Linked DNA regions of Homo sapiens: regions 1, 3, 4 and 5 are each linked to region 2. A link is a contact called in ENCODE Hi-C data. All regions are on one chromosome and are shown on one strand. Each heading gives the region's core, a stretch centred on a gene start or an enhancer-like site at or near the end of the contact. The rest is flanking DNA. Distances are from core to core; before and after follow the strand shown.

Region 1 (3,369 bases), core at 464-2,963, 1.4 Mb after region 2:
ACGTGCAAGGTTGTTGGTTTGGTGTACTGTTCGTTTTTCATGGAAGAATGACTTTTTAAAAGAGAAAGAGGGAGTTATGAGGCCCACAGTCATTTGATGAACTGAATAAGGACAAACATCCAGGTCACAAGTGGCAGCAAAGAATGCAAATTCTGTGTCCAGTGTCTCAAAATAAGAACCACTAACACTTAGTGGAGATTTGTGCCAAGCACCATTCAAAACAAATACACTAATTCATTTCATCCTCATGATACCTCTGAGAGGTAGGGGCTACTATTACCCCCATTTTGCAAATGAGGAAACCAAGACCCAGAGAGGCTTAAGTGACAGTCCAGTTTAGCAAGCAGTAGAGTTGGAATTTTCACCCAGGAACTCAAACTCCACAGTTCAGAAGTAGTCGGGCCCCATGGAGATCCATCCAGTCCAAAGCAAAGACAAACCCAAAGGCCCACTTCCAGAGGACTCAGACTACTGCCCTAATTTGGTCTTTTCTCTCTTGAGGGCCACAGAGAAACCATAGCCACAGTGCTGACCTCAAGGAGTTTACATTTTTGCAAGGAGATCAAACAAGAGCACAATGTATTTACAGTAACATAAATTAGTAAGTGTGAAATGCCATGCAAGGGATTTAGACGCTGCCCAAGGAGAGAGAGGTCTGAAGCATCGACTGATGGGTCTGTCTTCCTGCTCTGCCGTTGCCAGGTTCTGTAACTGTGGGCAAGTCGGTTGCCCCCGCTAAGGATAAACTTTCCAATCTGTAAAATGGGATGATGATGATGATGATGATGACGATGATGACGTCATTTCTAGTTCCTATCTCACAGGGCTGATGTAAGGATTAAATGAGAGAAAGCATGCAAAGCATTTAGGACAGGGATATGATATGTTCAGTATGCACCGGCCCTTATTTCTAGCAGAGGAGTTCGGGATATCATATATTCACTCACAAACATATATTAAGCACCTCCTAACAATGCACTAGGAACTGTGCCAGGTGCTAGGGCTACAAAGAAGAATGAGACAGTAGCCAGGCTTTCAAAAAGCTCATCCTCCAGAGAAAGGGACAGTGGGGGAGGCAGGCTGCCAGGACAGTAGGAGTCTTGAGTCCTTGCAAAAAGAATCGGAGAGGGTGCCTTGGAGGAGGGTGACGGGAATGCAGGAATGGGGTGAGGGTGTTTCCCACATGTACAAAGCAACGGCAAGCAGGCAGCTTCAGGGCTTCCTATCTGCCAAGTGGGTAGGATTGGGGATGGGCCTTGATGACCACACACAGTTGATTCCAGGGACACTCAGTTCGAGATTCCAGGCAGGTAGCTCTGATGTTGTGAAGTCTGCCTCCAAGTCCTGAAGTTCTCTTTACCTCCAGACTCAGCTTGAGACAAGAGAATAAGTACTGAACATTGAAGTAGAAATCCAAGTGGGTTTTTCTTTTCTTTTTTTGTGCCCTGTTATTTGCCTGTTAGCTAGACTGAGGATAAAACTGAATTTATGTCTCACCAAGGAGGCACAGGAAAGTGAAGAGAGAGAGAGATTATACAGGGTTTTTTTTTTTTTCCTTCAAAGTGTCTCCTCTGCAGACGCCTGGTGCAGCTCTGTCTCCGGGGAGCGGTTCACCCTCCAGAAAATATGACACTTTATTTCCTGCCCTTGTTTGCTAACACACCCCATTACCATCCATCTCAGTTTCATGTAACTGCCAACCGGCATTAACGCCCTCCTCCTCGCCGAGGCAGAAAATAGAAAAGGAAGAATTCAGCAGATTTTCCCCGGTGGCCCCCTCGGCGGCACCAAGATAACCAGCGCAGAAACCACAATTGGATCCTTATTCCTCCAGCCCAGGAATGCGAAGGACGGGACGGTTTAACCGCCTTCTGCATTTTCCTGCAAAGAGAGCCGGCTTGTTATTTCGGTTGTCTGGGCTCCCTTCTTTACTACGGAGAAAGATACATTAATTAATTTTTTTTTTTAATGTTAGGCAGGAAATGTTGCAAACTGTCAAGAGCTGTCAGCGGGCGCCTGCCCCAATCAGGTAAGCGGCGCGCGGGCGCCTGCGGCGGAGACACACTGACCCCTAGTGGCCGACCGGGCCCTCGCAGCCCCCGCGCCCGCCCTCGCTCCGGGCGGCCAGAGTCGCAGTCAAGTCGCTCTTTGCACAGAGCAGCTCTGTGTGGACTGGCGGGGGTGTGGCCGGTGCTGTGTCTCCACCGCCCGCCCCAACGCAAGCACGCGCGCACATACACCCCATGTCCATTTGCTCTTCCAAACCAGAGAAGCAATTTCTGCTCTCCTTGTCCAATTCCAGAGAACACAGATGCCTGAGAACCTTAAGCAGTGTGCCTCTGTGCTGTTGCTCAGGCATGTGCCTCTGCTCTTGAGGAGTGACGGGAAAGACAGACAGGGTCCCAGTGTGACACAGGGCTGAGAGGAAGGAAGGGGGTGGCGTTTGTGGAGACTCCCAGTACCAGACACTGTGCACACGGTTATCCCTTGGAGCCTGATGATAGCCCCAGATTTGGAAACTGAGGCCCCAGCTGTCACATGGCTTGTCCAGGTCACAAAGCTGATGTTTTTATTCATTTGTGTTGATTTTAATAAACAAATGTTTACATAGCTCTTGTCTGCCAGGCTTTCTTCTAGTGCTTTACCTATATTAAAATTACCTGTGTGGAATCCTCATCACAACCCTGTAAGTACTACTATTGCCTCCATTTCCCAGATGAGAAAACCGAGGCACACAGAGAGGTTAAGTAACTAGTGAGCGTGAGTCTAGTGTTTAATCTAGGCAGCCTGGCTTCAGAGTGCTCTCAGCCACTGCACTGGGCTGTGTGTGTATGTGTGTGTGTGTACCCCATGGATACTAGTTAAAAGGAGACCAGGATTCTAGTCTGCACATCACGGGCTCAAAAACCCAAGCTGTTCTGCGTGTACCTCCTTTGTTCCCTAAGGATGAAGTGCTACAGCAATGCAGGACAGGCGGCAGTAATTCTGGCTGTCGCAAAAGGAAGGCAACTTGTGGAAGAGGTGTCTGATGAACTCCTTGAAGACATAGACCGTGTCATCACCTTCAGAGCCTCATTCGCGCCTGGCGCACAGTGGGTGCTTAATAAAAGCTGAACTGGACTGGACCTTGAGGGAAGGTCCAAGGAAGGTGTGAAGGCAGGAGGGAGGCTAAGCAAGTTGCAAGAACCACAACACTGCCGTAGAGAAACACAGGTCCCCTAGCACTCCGTGAAAACACATTTTCAGACACACCCACACTGCATATTCTCTTTTTGGCCAGGACGAGGGGATGAGCTAACTGCAACTGAGCAGCTCCTACTCCACAGTGATGCGATTAATGCCACCTAAAATGTGTGTCCCCACTTTAGT
Region 2 (3,224 bases), core at 224-2,723:
TTAGACACACCGGTATGAAGTTCCACTGGGGGAACAGTGCCAAGCATTCAACACCCTGACTGATAAGCAATATATTCAGAAGTCAATCCAAGTCTTCAAGCTGATCCCCTTCCTGGTGGCCCAGACCATGGCAACTCTTCTGTGCATTTGTTGCCTCCTTTACCCTTTGGGACTGGGGGAGGAATGAGATGGGTGAGAGGGCAGTGAGGGCATGGAGATTGGAAAGAAAAAAAAAATGTGTACTTTAAAATTCTGAAATAAAAGGTAGTGTCTAAAAACTCAACAACCTTCTTGGAAGATTTCATGCATTTCTTAAAATTTCCCCTGTCACTGCACCCCCAGCAAACATGCTGGTGGTGAAGGTCCGGGAATTCACACAAAGGGATGCAGTTACCATATGCCCTGGAGAGGTGAACTTTCACCCACTTAAACAGAAAAGAAAAGCCCGGAGTTCCTCTCAGAGTCATGGGCTAACCTCCATCCATTGTTAGACGGTGGAGCCCCAGAGGGGAGTAAGGCCACGGCGCCCCCCAGCCCGGCATTTCCACCAGCTCTACAGTGAATGAGCAGTCGGCCAGCCTTCCGGTGGCGCCTCCACGGTTCCTCCTCCTCGTTTCCTAACACCGGCGCCTCCACAGCAGGTCTCGCCACCCGAAAGCTAACATGCCCCTTCGCAGAGCCCAAAAATAGCACCGCCCTGGGACGTTCAGCTGGAGAACCAGCAAGGCCCCTACACGGCCAGGCAGGGCTAAGCTGGCGGAGCGTGCCTCAGTTTCCCTGTTGCTAGGGCCGTTCACAAAGCACCCAAAATGCCTAGCACCCCGCTTTACGACAAATCTCTCCGCAGGGCGCCACCCCGTTCCGCGCGCCCCGGGAGACCCCCACCCTGGAGGTAAAGGGATGGAGGCCAAAGCCAGGTCGGAGGACTCGGGGGCGGTGCCCGGGGCTGGGGTTCGGGTTCCCAGAGAGAGCCAGAGCCCAGCCTGTATGGGGGTCGGGAGGGTGAGCCCCAGGAGCAAAGGGATCCCCGGGAAGGAGGACAGGCTTGGAGTCCCGGGGCCGGGAATCCATCTGAGGTCCGCAGATCGCGAGGGGAGACCCGGGTGAGGCAGGAGCTCCCATCCTTGGAGGAAGGGGATCGCCCAGGGACAGCAGGGTGGGGAATCCCCAGGGAACTGATCCCTGGCCAAGGTGCGGGATCCACCCAGGATGAATCCAGGTGAGGAGCCGGGAGCCGTGCGCTTAACGGCGGGATTTGGGAACCCGCTTCTGACACGGGCAGCGGGACCGGGACGCCATCCCTCTCACCGCTGGAATCGATTCTTGAACCGCATTGATCCTCTGCTCCTCCTCGGGGGCCAGGAGCTCCGTCTCGTCAGCACCGGCGGCCGGGCGCGCGGCCCTCATGGGCTTGGGCTGCTCCGGAGGCCGCCTGCGTGTCCAGCGGAACCCTTCGGCCGGGTAGGGTCGGAGTGGGCCAGGCCGGGGGTCGGGACAGGGCTGGGGCCAGACCGGGCGGCTGGGGGCGGGAGGGAGGCCGCTTCAACGGCCCCAACACCTCCCGCCTCCCGCCTCCCGCCTCCCCGGCTCCTCCGCCCCGGGGCTCCTGCGCCCCGCCCCGGAGCCCGGCTCCGCCCCCGCCGGCTCTGTTCGCCTGCGTGCACCCGCGGTCGCCGGCGCGTCAGCGCGCCGGTCAGCCAATCGGCACCCCGAGCGGCGCGGCGGCTACGCTGCCATTCATTCCCGCCGGGCTCGGGCAGCGAGGCGGGGCCTCGCTGGGGAGGGGCGGGGCGAGGGGAAGGGGAGGAGCGCGGGAACGCGGCGCCCTTCTGTAAGAGACAAGTTGGAGAAGAGATCGAGGGAGGGAGAGAAGTGGTGAAGGAGGAGATGGACCAGGAAATCTTAAAAGCATTGTGAAGAAAATAGCAGCAAACAAGCAGCCCTACCTCATTCATTTTTTCTTCATCATTAATTTCTCCATCCCTCCTTTCATTTATTCCTTCATCATTTTGAGGGCCAGCTCCCGCGAGGCTATTGTGAGAGGATCCAGGGCAGAATGAAAAACCTGTCCTTGTCTGACCCTTGAGGGAGTTGAGATCTCTGAGCGTCTTCTAACTCTGAGATTCAGTGAGATCCACAAAAGGAGGAATCCTCTGCAAGGATCCTTTTATGTTATCCTCCAGTTTATTTTTTATTTTATTTTATTTTTATCCAGGCAGCTTTCAAATAAACGAGTTGACTTGAATCAGGGTCCTGTCGCTAAACCTAAACTCAGAGGGCTTCCTGGAAGAGAAGTTCAAATAAAAATGAATGAATGGGCCAGGTGCTGTGGTTCATGCCTGTAATCCCAGCACTTTGGGAAGCCAAGGTGGGCGGATCACCTGAGGTCAGGAGTTCGAGACCAGCCTGGCCAACTTGGTGAAACCTTGTCTCTACTAAAAATACAAAAATTAGCCGGGAGTGGTGGCGGGCTCCTGTAATCCCAGCTACTCGGGGGGCTGAGATGGGAGAATCACTTGAACTTGGGAGATAGAGGTTGCAGTGAGCCGAGATTGCACCACTGCATTCCAGCCTGGGTGACAGAGTGAGACTCTGTCTCTCTCTCTCTCTCTCACACACACACACATACACACAGAATGAATGAATGGGTGATTTGTCGAGCCTTTCCAGGATCACTGATGGAAGTTATATGTGTTCCCTTCCAGGTATCGTGTCCATACCCAGCCCCCAGCCTGCAGGCTAGAGACTCTGAAGTGGCATGAGGCCAGCCTGCTAGGAGTGCTCATTCGACCTACAGTAAAGCATTGGAAAGCCAGGGAATTCTGTCACCCATAATTCTAGTTCCCTTTCCTTGAACCTTCCAGAGAGGTGCTTTCCATGCTTCAATCTTCCCAAGAGCTCCTCCAGATGGGCATTATCCAACTTATTTTACAGATAAGGCTGAGGCTTATAGTGGTCAATAAACTTGCCAAAGGCAAAAGTAAGGCTCCTACCTACCTTTCGCTAACTTTAAAGACCCACCTCCTTTCAGTACGTCAGACTATCTCTCCCTGTTTTAAAGCAATACACTTCTCTAAAACAAAACAAACAAAACAAAACTTCATCTACCCGCACCCTCAACACTAAATCGGGAAAATGAACCTGGAATGAAAGTCTGCTTCTTATCAGCTATGTTGGGCCACTGGGCTAAAACATCAGTGCGGGAGGGGAAGGTAACAAAGGAG
Region 3 (3,196 bases), core at 344-2,843, 1.5 Mb after region 2:
CACTACAATTGCTCCTGGATACTCATCTCATTATCATTTTTTTAACTTCCAAAAGCATATTTAAGATTATTTTGTGTTTCCCAATTTACAGCCCAAAAGGACTCAAGACACTTATTTGAGAGAATCCCAAAATGTCTGGGTGAGACACAAAATGATACGCCACCAGAAGTCTCAGGGGACACTGGGCACATGAGAACTAAGGCTGGACAACAGCAGGTTATGAAGAAAACACAACGATTCCCCTTTGTCAGCTTCCTGCACCTGACCCTGAAGGCCGCCATGGGTAAGGCCGGGTCTCCGGCACATCTGCACCATGGGCACGCAACAGAGTCGCACAGTGCCTAGCTAAGCGCGGATGTGCTAAATCAAGGCTGAAAGAAAGCCTGGCCCTGCCCTTAGGCATCAGGGATTTTCCAAGTTTGATTCTCCTGTCATCAGAAGCATCCCGGGAAGGATGCTCGTTACACTGCAGATTCCAGCCAGGCGCGGAGGCTCACGCCTGTAATCCCAGCACTTTGGGAAGCCGGGAGGATCACTTAACGTCAGGAGTTCAAGACCAGCCTGGCCAACACGGTGAAACCCCGTCTCTACTAAAAATACAAACAAACAAACAAAAAATTAGCCGGGCATGGTGGCGCCCGCCTGTAAGCCCAGCTACTCGGGAGGCTGAGGTGGGAGGATCGATTGAACCCGGGAGGTGGAGGCTGCAGTGAGCTGAGATCGCGCCACTGCACTCCAGCCTGGGTGACAGAATGAGACTCAGTCTCAAAAATAAAAATAATAGGGGCAGGATGCGGTGGTGCACGCCTGCAATCCCAGCACTTTGAGAGGCCGATGCAAGCGGATCAACTGAGGTCAGGAGTTCGAGACCACCTTGACCAATATGGTGAAACCCCATCTCTACTAAAAATACAAAAATTAGCCGGGCGTGGTGGCGGACGCCTGTAGTCCCAGCTACTCGGGAGGCTGAGGCAGGAAAATTGCTTGAACCCGGGAGGTGGAGGTTGCAGTGAACCGAGATCGCGCCACTGTACTCCAGCCTGGGTGACAAAGCAGGACTCCGTCTCAAAAAAAAAAAAATAATAATAAAAAATAATAATAAAATGCAGATTCCTGAGCCCCAAAGTTGACTACACCAATCAGGATCTCCGGGGTTCGCGAACGTGCATTTTTACAGCCCCACCCCCCTCCAACCCTCGTCCCCTTCCCCATCCCCCATCCCCTCCACTACCAGGTCTAGCGGCTTCAGGCCCGGGCGTGCGCAGGCGCGTCCCCCGCCCGCCGCCCACCCGGCCGTCCCGCTCCCTGCGCCGCGCACCTGAGGCAGTCGTTGTCTCTCACAAGGCGCGCGCTCTCGGCGGGGGGCAAGAGCCCCCCCTCCAGGTAGAGGCCTAGGAAGGCCCCAGAACTGAAGCCGAAGCGCTGGCGGATGAGACTAATGAGATCTGTGACGACTCGGCATCTGTTCAAGTCGACCAGAAGCCAGAAGGCCGTACAGTGCGGGGTAGCTGGCGGCGGGTAATCAAATTGAAGCCGTAGCCTAACCGTCTCGGAAGCTGCCATCTTGCTTGGTGCTCAACGGAAGCCGAGAGATACCACGGGGCCACCGAGAGGCGTGCTCGGGCGGCTCGCCCCCGCCGGAGCCTTTGGCGTGTGCCACCTAGTGGTGAAACCTGGCTACTACAGGCTGCGTCTAGGCGAGAACTCGGAGCGTGGTTGATTTCATTCAATTTTGTTCACGGCAGGGCTGAGGAAGGGAATAAGTGAAATGCCTTTATTACATTTCTACTGGGCGCTATGTAGGGTCTCCTAATTAAGGCAACTCTCTGGATAAATAACATTTCTCCTCAGCAGTAGTCTTCTAAGATATTTGCTCATCGACGTGAAAGATTTTTATAAAACAATCCTAACACATTTCGCTGACAAAATTTTTCATCATGATGAGTTGAAAAAGATGTAAGTCCTAGTGTGTTCTCAATGTTGAAATTTTGAAATAACACTGTTAATCATTCTTCCAAATGTATCCAGTGGAATATAAATACCTTAGCCTTTTAATACCCACCACCAAACAAAAATGTCCTTGCATTTCTCACCAGATAAATAAATCAGTATTTACATTATTTCTTCTATTTTTTGAACTAGAATTTACATTTCTCCACATAATATATATTAACTCCTTTAATTTTCATAACAAAAGTTAGGAATTATGAACTGTTATCCTTATTTAGAGGATTTAAAAAAAACAAGGTTCAGAGAGTTTAAGAAGTAACTAGAGGCCAGGAGCAGTGGCTGACGCCTGTAATCCCAGCACTTTGAGAGGCCAAGGTGGGCGGATCACTTGAGACCAGGAGTCTGAGACCACCCTGGCCAAAATGGTGAAACCCCAACTCTACTAAAAATATAAAGATTAGCCGGGTGTGGTGGCATGTGCCTATAATTCCAGCTACTCGGGAGACTGAAGCAGTAGAATCGCTTGAACCCAAGAGGTGGAGGTTGCAGTGAGTCAGGATCGTGCCACTGCACTCCAGCCTGGGCAATAGAGCAAGATTCTGTCTTAAAAAAAAAAAAAGGAGTAACTTCCCCAAGTTCACTAGACTAGTTAAGTTGTAGATACCAGGGAGTCAGTAGATGAATTGAAAACAAAATTTTTTAACTGAAAGTAAGGGTTTTTGGATTTTCTTTTTTTAGAGTCTTGCTCTGTCACCTAGGCTGGAGTGCCGTGGTGCACTCTGCCTCCCGGGTTCAAGTGACTTCCCACCTCAGCCTTCCTAGTAGCTGGAACCACAGGTGTGAGCCACCAAGCCCAGCTAATTTTTGTATTTTTTGTAGAGATAGGGTTTTTCCATGGTGGCCAGGCTGGTCTCGAATTCCTGAATTCCAGCAATCTGCCTGCCTTGGCCTCCCAAAGTGGTGGGATTACAGGCATGAGCCACCACCTCCGACTAAAATCAAGTTTATTAGAGAATTAAAGGAATAAAAGAATGACTACTCCATAGACAGAGCAGCGAGCCCATACTATAAGTATACTCAGTCAAGTATACTTATAGTTACTTCTTGACTGTATGCTAAACAAAGGATGGATTATTCATGAGTTTTCTGTATCCCTAGGAAAGGGGCAGGGATTTCCCTCAGAACTGAGGGTTACTCCCCTTTTACACCATACAGGATAACTTTTGGGCATTTCCGGCTGGGCGCA
Region 4 (2,959 bases), core at 226-2,725, 1.9 Mb after region 2:
TCCCTGCCCCAGCCTCCCAAGTAACTGGGATTACAGGCACCCACCCCCACGCCCAGCTAATTTTTTCTGTTTTTAGTAGAGTTGGGTTTTCGCCACGTTGGCCAGGCTGGTCCCGAACTCCTGACCTCAGGTGATCTGCCCGCCTCAGCCTCCCAAAGTGCTGGGATTACAGGCTTGAGCCACCGTGCCTGGCCAGTCTTTTTTAATCTTTTGCTTAGGAAAGAGAGTGACGGGGAAAGAAAGGTTTAATTCTGGACCTTACTACCCACACATACCAGATCTCCCCTCTTTGCATAACTTCTTTTTTGGCGGGCATGTTTCTTCATTTTTATCTTCTTGATAACTTTGATGCCCTGGTTGGACTCTTAAGCAGATTATCCTTGGGTGGGGACGTCAGCAGGGAGAACCACCCCAGACTAAGACAAGTTGTGTTTTGTCTGTCAGCCAAAAGCACTCTTAGCAATCCGACATAGACATCATTTTAGATGTACAGAGAAGAAAGAACAACACAGTATTGATAAGATTTCAGCAAGATCCCCCCTCCCCCAAAGACGAAAACACACAAAACTTAATGCATTGCTCTGTAATGCCTTGGTTCCTAGTTTCCTAATTAGGCCTGTGGTTTAGCAGAGTGCACCATCTCAATACACAGATGGTTTTTATGTAAAAAAATTTTTTTCAAATGTTAATTTCCAGTGACTGATGTTTTATGCCTAAATCATTTTCCATTGTTTATATTTGATAAGAACTGTATTTGAACTGCTCCTTTATAAGTTGGAGTCTTTTGTAATGGGATTTAACTTACTGGTTTTACAGGTGTATGAAAATGTTAAGCCGTGTATTGTATTTGAGAGTTTGAAAATTCTTCGTTGCAGCTAATTTAAGAAAAAAAAAATTAAACAGGTGATTAGCAGCTGCTTTCGGTTTTGAATGTCCTCGCTTTGGGGTTTTGTGTTTGCTTATTCGTGTGCAAATTGGTGTGGTTATTTTGGACCGGTTGAGACGCTCCAACATTGCACCTCCCAGGCCAGCTGCCCAGGGCCCATTCAGTAGACCCTTCCCCGCTTCTCGGGGCTGATTTGTTCTCATCTTGTGTGCTCGAGAGCTTGCTCTCTCCTTAATGATTCAGGCCTTCCTGAGAAAACAAAGCAGCTCTGGCCCCGTTTCTCCTTGAGGACAGCCTTGTTCACTGCCACAAAGACCCTGCTTTCTCCCCAAGCAGAGGAACTGCCTCTCGGGGCAGCCAAGAACCACAGACCCAGGCGGCTGCAGCTCCTACTTCTGAACTTCTGGTCTCCCGAGTGACAGCTTCTGCATGGTCTTAAGCTCCAGGACCCCCAAGGCCACCCAGAGTCAGAGTCCACCGCCGGTGGGAAAAACAACATTAGGAAGTGGGTGGTGTGGTGTAGAAGGGGCTGCTTAGAGCTTCTGGCCTTCGGAGCTGGATCCAGCCACTTGAGCTTCATTCGGCAGCACACAGACACCTCCCCTCCCTCCTGCTCTGCCCCAGACCTTGTGCTTTCTTGGCACCGCTGGGTCGTGCCTGCTCAGACCTGGTCAGTGTGCTTGCCAGGGCGAGGAGAGCTTTGCATAGGCCGCTGCTGCTTACTTATTAACGATGACGCTGGTGGGAGCTGCGCCACCAGCTCCCTATCCAGGCCTTTGTGGTTGCATCCTGTTCACATAAAGGTGAAATCATGACCTGCCCGACTTGATTTTTCAGTTGAGGGGCTTTTGTGTATGTGTCGTTCTTGATCCAGTAAGAGGATTGTGCTTTCATTCACAAAGATTTGATCAGTAAATAGGAAGAGAAAATACTCAAGGGAGAAATGCTTAGTGTTCCGATTAATACATTAATCTTTTTTTTTGATGAGCTGAAGGTGCTCTGTTGTTTCTCTTGACTGAGTCTTTGCCCTTACCTTTGACCTTAGTGACTTGATCATCCAGCCAGGATCTCTGTACAGCCCCATCTCCTTTCTGAGGTCTTGTGGTCACACACATGCTTTCCTGCTTCTGTCTTGAATGATACTCAGTGAACCCCACAGCTTTGGGGGCTGCTATTTGAGGCACCACACTTGGCAGGCTTGGCTCCCACGGGGAGTTGCAAAGCTTGCAGTTATAGACCTTGGCAACTATTTGCCCTTAAAGAAAAGCATCAGTGAAAAGTTGAGGGCAGAGGGAAGAAGAGAAAGATCTTCGTGGGTTTTTCTGTGTGTGTGGGGGGGTGTGTGTGTGTGTGTGTGTGTGTTTATGGACAGCATTTGTACCTGTAAAACCAGAATGACTCCTTCAGGCATTTTTTCTCCTGGGTGGTTGCATTCATGGGCTGAAGCTGGCTCTTCTGAAGATTGCAATGATATTTAAGGTTAAGGGCTTGCCAGGTAACACCTTGAATGACTCAAGGCTCTGAGGCCAGGCTGCGTCCATTTGAAGGAAGGAAGCATCTTTTTCTGATTCATGCAAAGGCATCTTATGGACTAATGGTCATCCTAGAAAGTCATCACTAGTACAAGGATCTTTTGGAAAAGTGAGATTGGAGAAGGTTGAGTATGAAAGTGATGTATTAGAAAGGTGAATATGGGATGTGAGATCCTAGTCATTAGCGTTTGGAGGGGGCCTTGGAGGTTTGTTAGATCAAAGCTTTCATTGTGCAAATGAAATGGCCCAGTGAGGTTAAAAGAGGGAAGGTCACACAAATTCCATGAAAACCATAAGTACAAGGTTTGAGGAAAATAATTTTAGGACAAATAAAAGAAGTGCTGATTTTCATTGCACTTCTAACAGTTTTATAGAAGTGTCTGTACCTAAAGTGTTGTACATGTTAAAATGTAAATATGGTCAAGAAGATTGTAGGTGAAATCGAAGATGATATGTTGCTAGGGCCCAGCCCTAGCAACGTATCATCTTTTGAGGAGTGTTCCTCATACTTTGAGATTGGTTTTATAGAGGGCTGTTCCTT
Region 5 (2,995 bases), core at 50-2,549, 1.2 Mb after region 2:
CCTGAGGCAGAAGGTGCTGCACGCATTCTTGTGAAATTTGAGGGGACCGAGAAGGAATCTCAGGAAGTTTGTTTACACTGGGGGCCTGGAGACCTTCGGGAAAATAGCCAGAACCAAAACGGACCAGTCAGCAGACGCAGACACACACAAAGTGACAGGGACACAGAAGCAGAAGCTGAACTGGGCAGAGCGGGCAGCGGCCGACCCACCTCGCACGGCCGCCCCCGCCAGCGCCAGGTGCAGGGCTCATAGCGGGCCAGCAGAGGGCGCGCCGCCCCCAGGGAGCCGAGCGGCGGCCGCGCGGAGCCGGGCGGGCTAGGGGAGCCGCAGGCGAGCCAGTCGCGCCCCTGAGGCTAGGCCACTCAGGGTGCAGGACCCGGCCAAGGAGGAGGAGGATGGTGAGGAGCGGAACCCCCTCGTGGGCCCGAGGGGCAGACAGACAGGAGTGCTTCCTAAGAATTACATCACGCTGCGCAACGCTGCGGCTCTCGGACTCCCTGGTGCAAAGGGGGGTGGGGTAGGGGCTGTGTGTGTGTGTGTGTGTGTGTGTGTATATATGTGTGTTGGGGGGAGGGGACTTAGAGCAAGAGCCCGGGAGAGAAGAAGACGCGCTCGGGGAAAACGCTCCATGCACATGGAGAAATTTCTTGCTCCGAACTGCATGCACCGAGAAACGAGCCCCCAGCACTTCCCCGCTGCTCCCCTCCCAGTGCAAAGCACCCAGCTAGTGAGAAACCCTCCAGCCCCACCTCAAGCACCGCCCCCCCTCCCCAAACACCGGCTCTGCACCCTCCAGCCCGGCTCCAGCGCCGCCGCGAGCTTTCCCCAGGACTGGCCCTGGCGGGGCGCCTAGAGCCCCAGTTGCATTGCTCCAGGAGAAAGGAGGGGGGCGGTGCATTTTGCAGGAGGAGGAGAAGGGGGGTGGGTGGTGGGGGAGAGAGAAAATTGCGCGGAGACCTGCCAAGCGCCACCGCCGCCGCCACCGCCGCTGCCGCCGCCGCCGCCGCCGCCTGTGAGCTCCGGCGGGCAGCCGGACTGTCGGCTTCCCGGGGCATCTGGGTCCGGCGGGGCACAGCCCTGGGCGCTGCCGAAGCCGCCGCCGCCGCCTCCGCGGCGAGTACAGGCGGCTTCCCCCGGAGCCTGTGCAGCTCCAGCTCCTCGGGGGTGGAGAAGTGGGGGGTGGGGTTGTTGTTTGGGGGGAAGAAGGGGGAGGGGGCAACGCCGAGAGAGTCAGTGGTTTCCATGGTGATGGAGCTGAAAGTGCAGGAAATTTAAAGGCTTGGACCCTGCGAGACAGACAAACCGGTGCCAACGTGCGCGGACGCCGCCGCCGCCGCCGCCGCTGGAGTCCGCCGGGCAGAGCCGGCCGCGGAGCCCGGAGCAGGCGGAGGGAAGTGCCCCTAGAACCAGCTCAGCCAGCGGCGCTTGCACAGAGCGGCCGGACGAAGAGCAGCGAGAGGAGGAGGGGAGAGCGGCTCGTCCACGCGCCCTGCGCCGCCGCCGGCCCGGGAAGGCAGCGAGGAGCCGGCGCCTCCCGCGCCCCGCGGTCGCCCTGGAGTAATTTCGGATGCCCAGCCGCGGCCGCCTTCCCCAGTAGACCCGGGAGAGGAGTTGCGGCCAACTTGTGTGCCTTTCTTCCGCCCCGGTGGGAGCCGGCGCTGCGCGAAGGGCTCTCCCGGCGGCTCATGCTGCCGGCCCTGCGCCTGCCCAGCCTCGGGTGAGCCGCCTCCGGAGAGACGGGGGAGCGCGGCGGCGCCGCGGGCTCGGCGTGCTCTCCTCCGGGGACGCGGGACGAAGCAGCAGCCCCGGGCGCGCGCCAGAGGCATGGAGCGCTGCCCCAGCCTAGGGGTCACCCTCTACGCCCTGGTGGTGGTCCTGGGGCTGCGGGCGACACCGGCCGGCGGCCAGCACTATCTCCACATCCGCCCGGCACCCAGCGACAACCTGCCCCTGGTGGACCTCATCGAACACCCAGACCCTATCTTTGACCCCAAGGAAAAGGATCTGAACGAGACGCTGCTGCGCTCGCTGCTCGGGGGCCACTACGACCCAGGCTTCATGGCCACCTCGCCCCCCGAGGACCGGCCCGGCGGGGGCGGGGGTGCAGCTGGGGGCGCGGAGGACCTGGCGGAGCTGGACCAGCTGCTGCGGCAGCGGCCGTCGGGGGCCATGCCGAGCGAGATCAAAGGGCTAGAGTTCTCCGAGGGCTTGGCCCAGGGCAAGAAGCAGCGCCTAAGCAAGAAGCTGCGGAGGAAGTTACAGATGTGGCTGTGGTCGCAGACATTCTGCCCCGTGCTGTACGCGTGGAACGACCTGGGCAGCCGCTTTTGGCCGCGCTACGTGAAGGTGGGCAGCTGCTTCAGTAAGCGCTCGTGCTCCGTGCCCGAGGGCATGGTGTGCAAGCCGTCCAAGTCCGTGCACCTCACGGTGCTGCGGTGGCGCTGTCAGCGGCGCGGGGGCCAGCGCTGCGGCTGGATTCCCATCCAGTACCCCATCATTTCCGAGTGCAAGTGCTCGTGCTAGAACTCGGGGGCCCCCTGCCCGCACCCGGACACTTGATCGATCCCCACCGACGCCCCCTGCACCGCCTCCAACCAGTTCCACCACCCTCTAGCGAGGGTTTTCAATGAACTTTTTTTTTTTTTTTTTTTTTTTTTTCTGGGCTACAGAGACCTAGCTTTCTGGTTCCTGTAATGCACTGTTTAACTGTGTAGGAATGTATATGTGTGTGTATATACGGTCCCAGTTTTAATTTACTTATTAAAAGGTCAGTATTATACGTTAAAAGTTACCGGCTTCTACTGTATTTTTAAAAAAAAGTAAGCAAAAGAAAAAAAAAAGAACAGAGAAAAGAGAGACTTATTCTGGTTGTTGCTAATAATGTTAACCTGCTATTTATATTCCAGTGCCCTTCGCATGGCGAAGCAGGGGGGAAAAGTTATTTTTTTCTTGAAGTACAAAGAGACGGGGGAACTTTTGTAGAGGACTTTTTAAA

The links. Hi-C counts contacts between places; a loop is a spot of excess contacts on that map. Pooled maps may share reads with other maps.
Region 1: a pooled map shows a loop between it and region 2 (5-fold over the local background). The contact joins the enhancer-like site here to the promoter of MMD in region 2. A Hi-C loop is called at or near these places in 3 of 37 single-sample maps with no recorded cell type and 6 of 50 pooled maps.
Region 3: a loop to region 2 is called in a map of CD4-positive, alpha-beta T cell, with 6 times the contacts of the local background. The contact joins the promoter of COIL here to the promoter of MMD in region 2. A Hi-C loop is called at or near these places in 2 of 168 maps with a recorded cell type or tissue (CD4-positive, alpha-beta T cell and CD8-positive, alpha-beta T cell) and 9 of 50 pooled maps.
Region 4: a loop to region 2 is called in a map with no recorded cell type, with 7 times the contacts of the local background. The contact joins the enhancer-like site here to the promoter of MMD in region 2. A Hi-C loop is called at or near these places in 2 of 37 single-sample maps with no recorded cell type and 2 of 50 pooled maps.
Region 5: a loop to region 2 is called in a map of naive thymus-derived CD4-positive, alpha-beta T cell, with 8 times the contacts of the local background. The contact joins the promoter of NOG here to the promoter of MMD in region 2. A Hi-C loop is called at or near these places in 2 of 168 maps with a recorded cell type or tissue (CD8-positive, alpha-beta T cell and naive thymus-derived CD4-positive, alpha-beta T cell) and 4 of 50 pooled maps.

The regions. Positions count from the first base shown.
Region 1 is chr17:56,778,323-56,781,691 of GRCh38, forward strand. No RefSeq gene overlaps it. Among named protein-coding and RNA genes, the nearest start is that of C17orf67, 54 kb to the right of the region's middle. RefSeq lists a silencer at 1,979-2,218. Within about 2 kb of position 1,714, at least 2 of the 41 ENCODE cell types and tissues checked have a DNase peak (open chromatin) inside an H3K27ac peak, as active enhancers do.
Region 2 is chr17:55,420,362-55,423,585 of GRCh38, forward strand. It overlaps MMD (monocyte to macrophage differentiation associated), which reads right to left and starts at 1,474. Exons shown (of 7, transcript NM_012329.3): 1 at 1,309-1,474. The coding sequence starts at 1,334. RefSeq lists a silencer at 1,415-1,874.
Region 3 is chr17:56,959,457-56,962,652 of GRCh38, forward strand. It overlaps COIL (coilin), which reads right to left and starts at 1,594. Exons shown (of 7, transcript NM_004645.3): 1 at 1,319-1,594. The coding sequence starts at 1,563. It overlaps LOC105371836 (a long non-coding RNA gene), which reads left to right and starts at 1,692. Exons shown (of 4, transcript XR_934875.4): 1 at 1,692-1,956. RefSeq lists a silencer at 1,196-1,305 and enhancers at 1,432-1,726, 1,476-1,615, 1,626-1,675.
Region 4 is chr17:57,355,981-57,358,939 of GRCh38, forward strand. All of the region lies in intron 5 of MSI2 (musashi RNA binding protein 2), which reads left to right. Among named protein-coding and RNA genes, the nearest start is that of MSI2, 100 kb to the left of the region's middle. Within about 2 kb of position 1,476, at least 23 of the 41 ENCODE cell types and tissues checked have a DNase peak (open chromatin) inside an H3K27ac peak, as active enhancers do.
Region 5 is chr17:56,592,400-56,595,394 of GRCh38, forward strand. It overlaps NOG (noggin), which reads left to right and starts at 1,300. Exons shown (of 1, transcript NM_005450.6): 1 at 1,300-2,995. The coding sequence starts at 1,825. The coding sequence ends at 2,523. RefSeq lists a silencer at 153-362.